2 separate regions of the Homo sapiens genome follow, and region 1 is linked to region 2. A link is a contact called in ENCODE Hi-C or POLR2A ChIA-PET data. All regions are on one chromosome and are shown on one strand. Each heading gives the region's core, a stretch centred on a gene start or an enhancer-like site at or near the end of the contact. The rest is flanking DNA. Distances are from core to core; before and after follow the strand shown.

Region 1 (5,734 bases), core at 2,457-4,956, 370 kb after region 2:
GAAAATGGAGGAGAGTTGAAAAGGATCTTCTCTTTTTTCTAACATGTCTTTGGAAGTATTTAACTCTTTAAATTACGACCACGTCCAAATTTATTAAAAATAAGACACAAATTTGGCTGGGCGTGGTGACTCATGCCTATACTTCCAGCACTTTGGGGGGCCAAGGCAGGAAGATCGCTTGAGGCCAGGGGTTAGACGCCAGGCTGGGCAACACAACAAGACTCCATCACTACAAAAAATAAAAAGTAAAATAATTAGCCAGTGTGGTAGCCAGCTACTAGGGAGGCTGAGGTGGGAGGATTGTTTGAGCCCAGGAGTTTAAGGCTGCAGTGAGCCATGATCATGCCACTGCACTACTGCAGCCTGGGCAACAGAGTGAGACCCTGTTTCCAAACAAAACAAAACAAAACAAAACAAAACCCAACCTAAAACATAAGTTTTAAAAAATGAAAAGATAGGCTGGCCGCGGTGGCTCATGCCTGTATTCCCAGCACTTTGAGAGGCCGAGGCGGGCAGATCACCTGAGGTTGGGAGTTCAAGACCAGCCTGACCAACATGGAGAAACCCCATCTCTACTAAAAATACAAAATTACCCGGGCGGTGGTGGTGCATGCCTGTAATCTCAGCTACTCAGGAGGATGAGGCAGGAGAATTGCTTGAACCCAGGAGGCAGAGGTTGCAGTGAGCTGAGATCGCGCCATTGCACTCTAGCCTGGGCAACAAGAGCGAAACTCCATCTTAAAAAATAAATAAATATGAAAAGATAAATTAATCAGATTTTCTTTCTTGGGCCTTTTAGGTGAGAAATGTGGAACCGGGTAGAAGGAGACAAACACTAACAAGTGGTAGGTGGTGGCTAAATCACATTGACACTTGGAGGGAGAGGGAACATTCACCAATTCCTTTTTTTTTTTTTTTGAGATGGAGTCTCGCTCTGTCGCCCAGGCTGGAGAGCAGTGGCACAATCTCGTCTCACTGCAACCTCTGCCTCCCAGGTTCAAGCGATTCTCCTGCCTTAGCCTCCCTAGTAGTTGGGACTATAGGCGTGTGCCACCACACCCAGCTAATTTTTTTGTATTTTTAGTAGAGACGGGGTTTCACCGTGTTAGCCAGGATGGTATCCATCTCCTGACCTTGTGATCTGCCCGCCTCAGCCTCCCAAAGTGTTGGGATTACAGGTGTGAGCCACCGTGTCTGGCCCATTCGCCAATTCCTATTGTGAAGCACCTAGAGTTTTTCCTGGACTCAGAACTTCCTTGGGTTTCAACCTACATGAATTCTGATTCCACTATGGCTTAGTTCTAAGAGATCAGGTCTCCCTTATCTATCTCTTTCTCTTACTTGAGCTTTGTTGAGTGAACTTTTTTGTTTCTTGCAGTGAAAAAAGCCCTGCTAAAATAGAGGTAGATGCTGCTTCCAGAATTCCTTATTAGTTGAAAGTATAAAATGTAGCAAGTTGGCCTGATGCAGTGGCTCATTCCTGTAATTCCAGCCCTTTGGTAGGCCAAGACAGGATCACTTGAGCTCCGGTGTCCAAGACCAGCATGGGCAACATAGGGAGACCCACATCTCTACAAATAATTTAAAAATAATATGACTGTGACAAATGATTGGAAAGAAAAAAAATTTAAAAATTAATAAATAATTTTTAAGGCCAGGCGTGGTGGCTCACACCTGTAATCCCAGCACTTTGGGAGGCTGAGGCAGGTGGATCATGAGGTCAGGAGATCGAGACCATCCTGACTAACACGGTGAAACCCTGTCTCTACTAAAAATACAAAAAAATTAGCTGGGTGTGGTGGCGGGTGCCTATAGTCCCAGCAACTCGGGAGGCTGAGGCAGGAGAATGGCGTGAACCCAGGAAGTGGAGCTTGCAGTGAGCCGAGATCGCGCCACTGCACTCCAGCCGGGATGACAGAGCGAGACTTTGTCTCAAACAAACAAACAAAAATAATAATAATTTTTAAAAAGAAATAAAAATTAGCTGGGTGTGGTGGTGTGTACCTGTGGTCCCAGGTACTCCACAGGCTGAGGTGGGAGGCTGAGGTGGGAGGATCACTTGAGCCCTGGAGGTTGAGGCAGCAGTGGGCCATGATCATGCCACTGCACTCCAGCTTGGGTGACAGAGCAAGACCCTGTCTCAAAAAATAAAATAAATAAAATGCAGCAATTTGTCCTTCATTCTCTGCCCTCCCATCCCCCACATTTTGAAGGAGATCTTATATTACTAAGGAATATTCATTGCTAATTATTATTCATTACTAATGAATATTCATTACAACTTACTATTCATTACTAATGATTTTCTAAGCTCTACTGATGTGACAGGTCCTTGCATTTCTGCCAGTTATATCTCACAACCCCATTACATCCACGTCTCAGCAAGACCTGGGGGATCTTTGATACTTCAAGTCCAAGGCAAATCAGCATGATATTGTCAATGACGATCAGGATGACATCCTACAGAGGAGTCAGTTAGTGTGATCAACCATCCCAGTTTGCCAGGGACCTGGGGGCTTCCTAGGATGCAGAACTTTCAGTGCCCGAATAACAGTTTCAGGTAAACCTAGATGGCTGGTCCCTAGGTAAAGTGGACTAGGTCCCTGTGAAAGGATACTGCTACCCCTTCCAGGTAAAGATAAATAGCTGGGATGGGTAAAGAGAAACAGAGGCCAGGTGCAATGGTTCATGCCTATAATCCCAGCACTTTGGGAGGCTAAGGAGGGAGAATTGCTTGGTGCTAGGAGTTGGGAGACCAGTCTGGGCCACATAGTGAAATGCCATCTCTTTAAAAAAAAAAATTAAAAAAATTAAAAAAAAATTTAGCCAGGTGCAGTGGCATGTGCCTGCAGTTTTTTATTTGTTTGTTTGGGTTTTTTTGTTTGTTTTGATTTGTTTTGAGACGGAGTCTCTCTGTTACCTAGGCTGGAGTGCAATGGCGTGATCTCGGCTCACTGCAACCTCTGCCTCCTGGGTTCAAGCAATTCTCCCGCCTCAGCCTCCCGAGTAGCTGGGAATACAGGTGCCCGCCACCACGCCCTAATTTTTGTATTTTTTTTTTTTTAGTAGAGACGGGGTTTAACCATGTTGGTCAGGCTGGTCTCAAACTGTTGACCTCAGGTGGTCCACCCACTTTGGCCTCCCAAAGTGCTGGGATTACAGGCATGAGCCACTGTGTCCATCCGTGCCTGTGGGTTTGAGGCTGTGATGAGCTGTGGTTGTGCCTCTGTACTCCACTGTGGGCAACAGAGTGAGACCCTTTCTCTAAATTGAAGACAGCATATCAAGTACCCACGTAATTAAGCCCAAGGTAATCCTCCATTATTTTTCAAGTCCTGTCCATCTTTGGTACTAACCAGCCTGGAGAAACAGCCTCCAAGGTTCCCATCCTCCTCTTCAGGAACTCTGGGTCAAGAAACTTATTCAGGGCCAGGCACAGTGGCTCACACTTGTAATTCCAACACTTTGGGAGGCCAAGGCAGGAGGAGACCAGCCTGGGCAGCAGAGTGAGATCCCATCTCTACGAAAAAAAAAAAAAGAGAGAAGGGATGGTTAAGGCTAGAAGGACTGTGACTATGTAGTGTGTTGACTTGACTTAGATCTTTGTTCATTAAGCTAAGGAATTATCTTGTTTTACAAACCAAGCTGAACCCAGGCCCGCCCATCTGCTCTGTTCCTGCCACTACTTCAAACAGAAGCCAAAACCTCAACTCAGTATGTTAGGCCATTTCTTGCAGCAAATTTACCACACCTACTTGGCTTTTGCCTTTTTGTGGCCACAGCCAGGGGTGATATTCAAAATATTTCACAGCTGGTTACCACATGGCCGGCAGCCATTTAGAACAGACACTGATTTTAGCACTAAGTCCTGTTCCTGGAGATCAACAGCTATGCTGGGGATTAACTCTTTAGTTGCTGAAAGAGAGGGAGGTCTGGCCAGCACGGTGGCTCATGCTTGTAATCACAGCACTTTGGGAGGCTGAGGTGGGCTGATCACTTGAGGTCAGGAGTTCAAGACCAGCCTGGCCAACATGGTGAAACTCCATCTCTACTAAAAAAGCTAGCCAGGCGTGGTGGTGTGCACCTGTAATCCCAGCAACTCAGAAGGCTGAGGCAGGAGAATTGCTTGTACCCAGGAAGCAGAGGTTGCAGTGAGCCAAGATCGTGCCACTGCACTCCAGCTTGGATGACAGAGCAAAACTCCGTCTCAAAAAATAAAAAATAAAAATAAGAAGAGGGAGGTCTGGGGGCCTGGAGGCAGGTGGATGGGGTGGGGAACTCAGGAGGCTGTTGGCAGTAATTTACCAACTGCTAGGAAAGCTTTTCAGTATTTCAACAACCAGTATCGGCAGGACATGGTGGCTTATGTCTATAATTGCAGCACTTTGGGAGGCCAAGGCGGGCAGATCACTTGAGGTCAGGAGTTCGAGACCAGCCTGGTCAACATGGCAAAACCCTGTCTCTACTAAAAATATAAAAATTAGCCGGGCGTGGTGGCACGCGTCGGTAATCTCAGCTACTTGGTAGGCTGAGGCAGGAGAATCGCTTGAATCCAGGAGGTAGAGGTTGCAATGAGCTGAGATTATTCCACTGCATTCTAGGCAGGGTGACAGGGTGAGATTCTGTCTCAAAAAAAAAAAAAAAAAAGTATGATCAACCAGGCCACGTGCAGGAGAAGGGAAATGAGGGGATGGGGTGGAGAGAGGGAGAGAGACAAAGAGAAATGAAGGGAGGGAAGAGGCAGGAAGGAAATGAATGTTCTATCCTTGATTTGGTCTGTCTTCCTTGATTACAACCCCACAGGATTCGAGTCCACATAGTTGCTGCTGTAACAACTCCCTAGAAAATTAGCCTCTAATTCCTTTTTTCCCTGCTTGGATTTTGCACACCATCCATGGTTGCATGATATTTCCAAATTCCTGTGATCAGATGTTCCTCATTAGGAAGTGACTCATCACATTTGCTTGGCAATCATGAATACAGGAGAAATTACTTGGAGGGGCCCAGGGGACTGGGAAGCCCCATGCCCTCAAGATATTGCTCTTCCAACCTCCAGGATTTCAGTCTTTGATAATCAAAATCTTAATGTTAACTACAGAAAGCCAGCACAGTTGTGAACTTAGCAAATACTGTGATTTGTCAATTTACAGTATCTTTTTGTATTATAAAATATTTGGCAGGTAAATTTTATAATGTATTTTAAAATATACAAATAACTCTGTATTATACCTGTTGATTATGATGCGTAAAAATAAATGAACACTGGGCTGGATGCAGTGTCTCACGCCAGTAATCCCAGCACTTTGGGAGGCTGAGGTGGGTAGATCACTTGAGGTCAGGAGTTCGAGACCAGCCTGGCCAACATGGTGAAACCATGTCTCTACTGAAAATACAAAAATTAGCCGGGTGTGGTGGCACGAGTCTGTAATCCCAGCTACTCAGGAGTCTGAGGCAGGAGAATCGCTTGAACCTGGGAAGCGGAGGTTGCAGTAGCTGAGATCGCGCCACTGCACTCCAGCCTGGGTGACAAGGTAAGACTCTGTCTCAATAAATAAATAAATAAATAAATAAATAAATAAATAAATAAACAAACAAAAAAACACTGGTAAACCCACCACTCAACATAAGTAGAATGTAGTCAATATTCACTTTAGAGATCTAATTTTTAGTCTTTTCCAATCACTGGCTGATAGTAGTAAATGTGTTTTTTGGTAAGGTACAGTGGCTCATGTCC
Region 2 (5,615 bases), core at 1,549-4,048:
TACGTCTTTGAACACCGTGCTTCCACGCTCTCCTGGCCCCTGTGGATGGGGGTGCCCCACGGCTACGAGATCGAGTTCATCTTTGGGATCCCCCTGGACCCCTCTCGAAACTACACGGCAGAGGAGAAAATCTTCGCCCAGCGACTGATGCGATACTGGGCCAACTTTGCCCGCACAGGGTCAGCAGTGCAGAGGGAGAGAAGGCTGGGGAGGACAGGAGTCGGGGGCGGGAGGACACACAAAGGCAGACACACGGAGACAGAAAGGACGGGTGGGACAGGGGCAGGATAGAACAGCCAGAGAGGGATATGCTCACAAAGTAGATAAAAGGGGAGAGAAAAAGAAAGGAGACAGAGAAGGCAGAGGGGGTCTTGCAGAGACAGAGGCAAAGGAAAGTGAGGAGGAGACGAGGTAGACATGGAGGGGGCGGGGCACAGTGGCTCACCCCTGTAATTCCAGCCCTTTGGGAGGCCAAGGTGGGAGGATCCCCTGAGGCCAGGAGTTTGAGACCAGACTGGACAACATAACAAGACCCCGACTCTTAAAAAGAAAAAAAATACAAAACTTAGCCAGGCACGGTGGCTCGTGCCTCTAGTCCCAGCTACTTGGGAAGGTGAGGCAGGAGGATTGCTTGAGCCTGGGAGGTTGAGGCTGCAGTGAGCTATGATGGCACCACTGCACTCCAGCCTGAGTGGCCCTATCTCTGGAAAAAAAAAAAAAAAAAAAAAAGGGAGACCAAGACAAAGGAGTTGGAGCTGGATTAAGTCAAACCAGTGATGATTCACTAGCAGTGACACATTCTCTCACACACACACCAGTTTACCTGGATCGAGAAGAGGACAATGAAATCTAGCATTGGATGGGTGTTGTTAAAAAATGTGATGTTTGTAGACATAGGACCCGTCCTGGTTATTTAGGAAAGTCTCAAGACATCCTAGCCATTTTTTTAGTGAGAGAAACAAAGATGGAACAGAAAAGCTGAGGGAAACGGAAGGAGACGGAGCGCTTGAGGAAGGGAAGACCCCAATGACCGCGCACATTGGAGAAAGTGGTGGGAGGGAGGGGACGGGTTCTCTGGGGCTCTCCGCTGAGCTGAAGAGTCCGGGATCCCGTGGAGTTGGGGGCCACCTCCTCCCACTGCCCGTCTGGACTGAGCCTTCCCTTCCTTCCGCAGGGATCCCAATGAGCCCCGAGACCCCAAGGCCCCACAATGGCCCCCGTACACGGCGGGGGCTCAGCAGTACGTTAGTCTGGACCTGCGGCCGCTGGAGGTGCGGCGGGGGCTGCGCGCCCAGGCCTGCGCCTTCTGGAACCGCTTCCTCCCCAAATTGCTCAGCGCCACCGGTATGCAGGGGCCAGCGGGCAGCGGCTGGGAGGAGGGGAGTGGGAGCCCGCCAGGTGTAACCCCTCTCTTCTCCCCCTAGCCTCGGAGGCTCCCAGCACCTGCCCAGGCTTCACCCATGGGGAGGCTGCTCCGAGGCCCGGCCTCCCCCTGCCCCTCCTCCTCCTCCACCAGCTTCTCCTCCTCTTCCTCTCCCACCTCCGGCGGCTGTGAACACGGCCTCTTCCCCTACGGCCACAGGGGCCCCTCCTCTAATGAGTGGTCGGACCGTGGGGAAGGGCCCCACTCAGGGATCTCAGACCTAGTGCTCCCTTCCTCCTCAAACCGAGAGACTCACACTGGACAGGGCAGGAGGAGGGGGCCGTGCCTCCCACCCTTCTCAGGGACCCCCACGCCTTTGTTGTTTGAATGGAAATGGAAAAGCCAGTATTCTTTTATAAAATTATCTTTTGGAACCTGAGCCTGACATTGGGGGGAAGTGGGAGGCCCCGGACGGGGTAGCACCCCCCATTGGGGCTATAACGGTCAACCATTTCTGTCTCTTCTTTTTCCCCCAACCTCCCCCTCCTGTCCCCTCTGTTCCCGTCTTCCGGTCATTCTTTTCTCCTCCTCTCTCCTTCCTGCTGTCCTTCTCCGGCCCCGCCTCTGCCCTCATCCTCCCTCTCGTCTTTCGCACATTCTCCTGATCCTCTTGCCACCGTCCCACGTGGTCGCCTGCATTTCTCCGTGCGTCCTCCCTGCACTCATACCCCCCCTTCAACCCGCCCAAATGTCCGATCCCCGACCTTCCTCGTGCCGTCCTCCCCTCCCGCCTCGCTGGGCGCCCTGGCCGCAGACACGCTCGACGAGGCGGAGCGCCAGTGGAAGGCCGAGTTCCACCGCTGGAGCTCCTACATGGTGCACTGGAAGAACCAGTTCGACCACTACAGCAAGCAGGATCGCTGCTCAGACCTGTGACCCCGGCGGGACCCCCATGTCCTCCGCTCCGCCCGGCCCCCTAGCTGTATATACTATTTATTTCAGGGCTGGGCTATAACACAGACGAGCCCCAGACTCTGCCCATCCCCACCCCACCCCGACGTCCCCCGGGGCTCCCGGTCCTCTGCATGTCTCAGGCTGAGCTCCCTCCCCCGCGGTGCCTTCGCCCCTCTGGGCTGCCAATAAACTGTTACAGCCACGGGAGTGTGCGCGACTAGGGAGCCAGGGGTAGAGGCAGAACGCCGGAATCACGGGGGCCGAGTCTATGCAGGAGCGGGGCTGGAGGGCAAGAAACAGGCGAGCTCCGAGGCGGGCGCAAGGCAAAGGCCAACCCCTAGCCCTGCCCTGCCGGGCGGAGCTCGCGCCTGCGTAATGAGGCCCGCAGGCAGGCTAGCTGGCACGGCGGAGGGGAGGAGAGGGGAGGGGAGGGGAGGGGAGGGGAGGGGAGGGGCGGGGCGGGGCGGGGCGCGGCGGAGCATTGTGGGAGCTCCTCGGTCGGTGCCGGTCGGTGGCTGCCTATTGCGGCCTGCGGTGATCAACGAGGCCCGGGGAGCGCGTCCCCAGTCTGCGCGCCGGTCCTGCGGCAGCTGGCCCAAGACCCGGAGCCGAAAGGAAGTGTTGGAGCCTGAGGTCGCTCCGCGCCGCTAGGAGGACGCTGTGCCTGGCCTGGGACCTCCGCTCCCGCCCACCGCCCTGGAGCCGCTGAGGGACGTCCACGTGGGCCTGTCCCCGCCGAGCCGCGGCCCTGTCCGCCTGGCGCTGCTCTCGGGCCACTACCTCTACTACCACTACGGCTGCGACGGCCTGGACGACCGCGGCTGGGGCTGCGGCTACCGCACTCTGCAGACGCTGTGCTCGTGGCCAGAGGGCCAGCCCGCGGGCGTACCTGGACTGGCCGCCGTACAGGCGGCCCTGGAGGACATGGGCGACAAGCCCCCCGGCTTCCGGGGCTCCCGGGACTGGATCGGCTGCGTGGAGGCCAGCCTCTGCCTCGCTCACTTCGGAGGGCCCCAGGGACGCCTCTGCCACGTACCCCGGGGAGTGGGGCTGCACGGGGAGCTGGAGAGGCTTTACTCGCACTTCGCAGGGGGTGGGGGCCCAGTCATGGTTGGGGGGGACGCAGATGCCAGGTCCAAGGCCTTGCTGGGAGTCTGCGTAGGGTCAGGCACGGAAGCCTATGTCCTGGTATTGGACCCTCACTACTGGGGCACTCCAAAAAGCCCCAGTGAACTACAGGCTGCTGGGTGGGTGGGCTGGCAAGAGGTGAGTGCAGCCTTTGACCCCAACTCCTTCTACAACCTGTGCTTGACCAGCCTTAGCTCCCAACAGCAGCAGCGCACCTTGGACTGAGGACGAAGTTACAGAACTGAGATTCTCGGGTCCCAGACACGCACCTATGTACCTCCCACTGGTGTCCCTGCAAAGCCTGGCGCTTTTGACATCAATAATAAAAGTGGCAGGGCTGAGCAACACCTCAGGAGTTACTCTGGAAGGATGGAGGAGTTATGTAACACACGAGAGTCAGGAGCCCTGTGGAAGTGCTTTTATTAGCAGTAAGGCTGATCGTACAAAAAATTCTCAGAGCTTCATAGGACAAGGTAGTACAAGTATGGATGATACAGGACTGAGGAACGGGGGACGGCTCAAAAGAAATCAACATCGTCTGGGGCATCCAGGTCCCGATATTCCACAATGGCCCTTGGGTCTCCACGAACCATCCTGTGAGGTGAGAGGTACAGGATGAGAGCTGAGGGCTCCCAAAAGGGAGTCTGCAGGCGGCAACAAAGCTTGGGCGTCTGCCCTCCTCACCTGTTGCGAGGTTTCCCAGGATAACCTCCCTGGCCTCGGAAGGCATCATAGTTCCCTCGACCAGCACCATACGGGGCATGGGGGTATGGAGGGCCTCCTGTGGGGACTGCAGGGCGGACAGCACCAGCTATGACAGAGATCAGTGTTGAGTTGCAAAACTATGTCCTCAATTCCATCCTCTGTTTTCTTCTCCCAAAGCCACACACTCACCAAGCCCCTTCATCTCCCTCCTGTACTTACCTCCATAGCCCAAGATCGGGGGCCGGGGCTGACCATAGGGCATCAGGCCCTGGGGAGTCTGGTGTGGGTAGGGGAGTCCTGGGGTCAAACCTGGGGGGAGTACAACACGGACAGGGACATGAATTACTGCGGGGGCGGGGAGGGGGATACGGGTACAATTGACTTCTAGGGCTATGGCCTGAGGATGGGGCAGAAACTTCTCGGGGTGACACGTTAAAGAGAAACAGGAGTCCCTGGGTAGTCAAGGAAGAGGGCACATGCGACCTTCATGGATCGTATCTTACTCTGGGCGGGGCCAGGTGGCTGGGCTGGCTTGATCTCAGGCAGAGCTGGGCGCTTAGCATCAGTGAGGAAGTTGTTAAAAAACGCGACTTCCTTTTTCACTTCCTCAATTTTCTCTGCATGCTTGTTGAAGATATGTTTGCGCACAAACTCAGGACCCTGGGTGGAGAGAGGAGAGGGGTCAGGACAGCCACATAAGGGTTGCCTCGCTCCCAGGCCCGAGCTGGAAGGATTCCCAGCTCCCGCCTGCCAGTGCAGTAAGCAGTTCCCCCACCCCTGCCCAGGGGGCTTCCTGTCTCAACCCCACCTCCCACCACCGTAGCACGGCCATTCTCCAACATCCCACACCTTGAATTTCTTGCCACTGAGAGGACACAGCCACTTATCCTTGCCCAGTTCCTGCGTGTTGGAGGTGACGAACTTCTCCACTTCCTGCTCTGGGTCTTTGCGCCCCATCTTCTGGGCCTCTTCCTCTGAGAGTGACTCCCGCACACTCAGCAACGGCGTGAGCTTCTCCTCAAAAGTCTTCTGCCACTCCAGCACTGTGGTTTGGGAACAGAGGAAGGAAGGTTGGCAAGGGAGCCAGAAGGAAGGATGGTGGCAAGGGGCTGGAGGACCAAGGCCAGGGGCAGCCGGGAACAAAGGGGAACCTGGAGCTCACCTTCCCCGTGACTGATGCGGTTGGGTGGCATGGGCCCCCGAACGTGGATGATCCCACAGCGATTGGGCATCTCGTCCTCGTTGGGGTACTCACAGGTGTTGTAATAATCCAAGGAATGCACGATGCGCAGGTAAAGGAGGAGCTTGTCCAAGACCTAAGGGAAGTGAATGCGAGCGTTCAGCTCCTGCCCTCACCGCCCGAGCCCCCACGTGCCCCGCGCTGCCACTGGCACCTTAATCAACTTCTCATCCCGCTCCACGTTGATCTCTGCCGGGTTCCCTTCCTTAGGAGGCTCCTCAGGAG

Evidence for each region. Hi-C counts contacts between places; a loop is a spot of excess contacts on that map. ChIA-PET counts read pairs that join two places held with the same protein, here RNA polymerase II (POLR2A). Pooled maps may share reads with other maps.
Region 1: a pooled map shows a loop between it and region 2 (3-fold over the local background). The contact joins the enhancer-like site here to the promoter of UFSP1 in region 2. A Hi-C loop is called at or near these places in 1 of 50 pooled maps. POLR2A ChIA-PET finds 5 or more read pairs at or near these places in 3 of 52 experiments (GM12878, OCI-LY7 and WTC11).

The regions. Positions count from the first base shown.
Region 1 is chr7:100,514,379-100,520,112 of GRCh38, reverse strand. It overlaps LOC107986829 (a long non-coding RNA gene), which reads right to left. Exons shown (of 4, transcript XR_001745301.2): 3 at 3,357-3,520; 4 at 1-229. Among named protein-coding and RNA genes, the nearest start is that of AGFG2, 22 kb to the left of the region's middle. Within about 2 kb of position 3,706, at least 8 of the 41 ENCODE cell types and tissues checked have a DNase peak (open chromatin) inside an H3K27ac peak, as active enhancers do; they include GM12878 and OCI-LY7, where a contact is called at or near this core.
Region 2 is chr7:100,886,898-100,892,512 of GRCh38, reverse strand. It overlaps UFSP1 (UFM1 specific peptidase 1), which reads left to right and starts at 2,798. Exons shown (of 1, transcript NM_001430944.2): 1 at 2,798-3,792. The coding sequence starts at 3,014. The coding sequence ends at 3,670. SRRT (serrate, RNA effector molecule) reads right to left here. Exons shown (of 20, transcript NM_015908.6): 14 at 5,545-5,615; 15 at 5,313-5,466; 16 at 5,000-5,193; 17 at 4,654-4,810; 18 at 4,370-4,471; 19 at 4,130-4,256; 20 at 3,849-4,039. The coding sequence ends at 3,964. It overlaps ACHE (acetylcholinesterase (Yt blood group)), which reads left to right. Exons shown (of 5, transcript NM_000665.5): 3 at 1-179; 4 at 1,175-1,344; 5 at 2,178-2,519. The coding sequence ends at 2,299. RefSeq lists enhancers at 1-558, 839-1,571, 1,795-1,854, 1,572-2,305 and silencers at 1,355-1,404, 1,476-1,633, 2,725-2,774.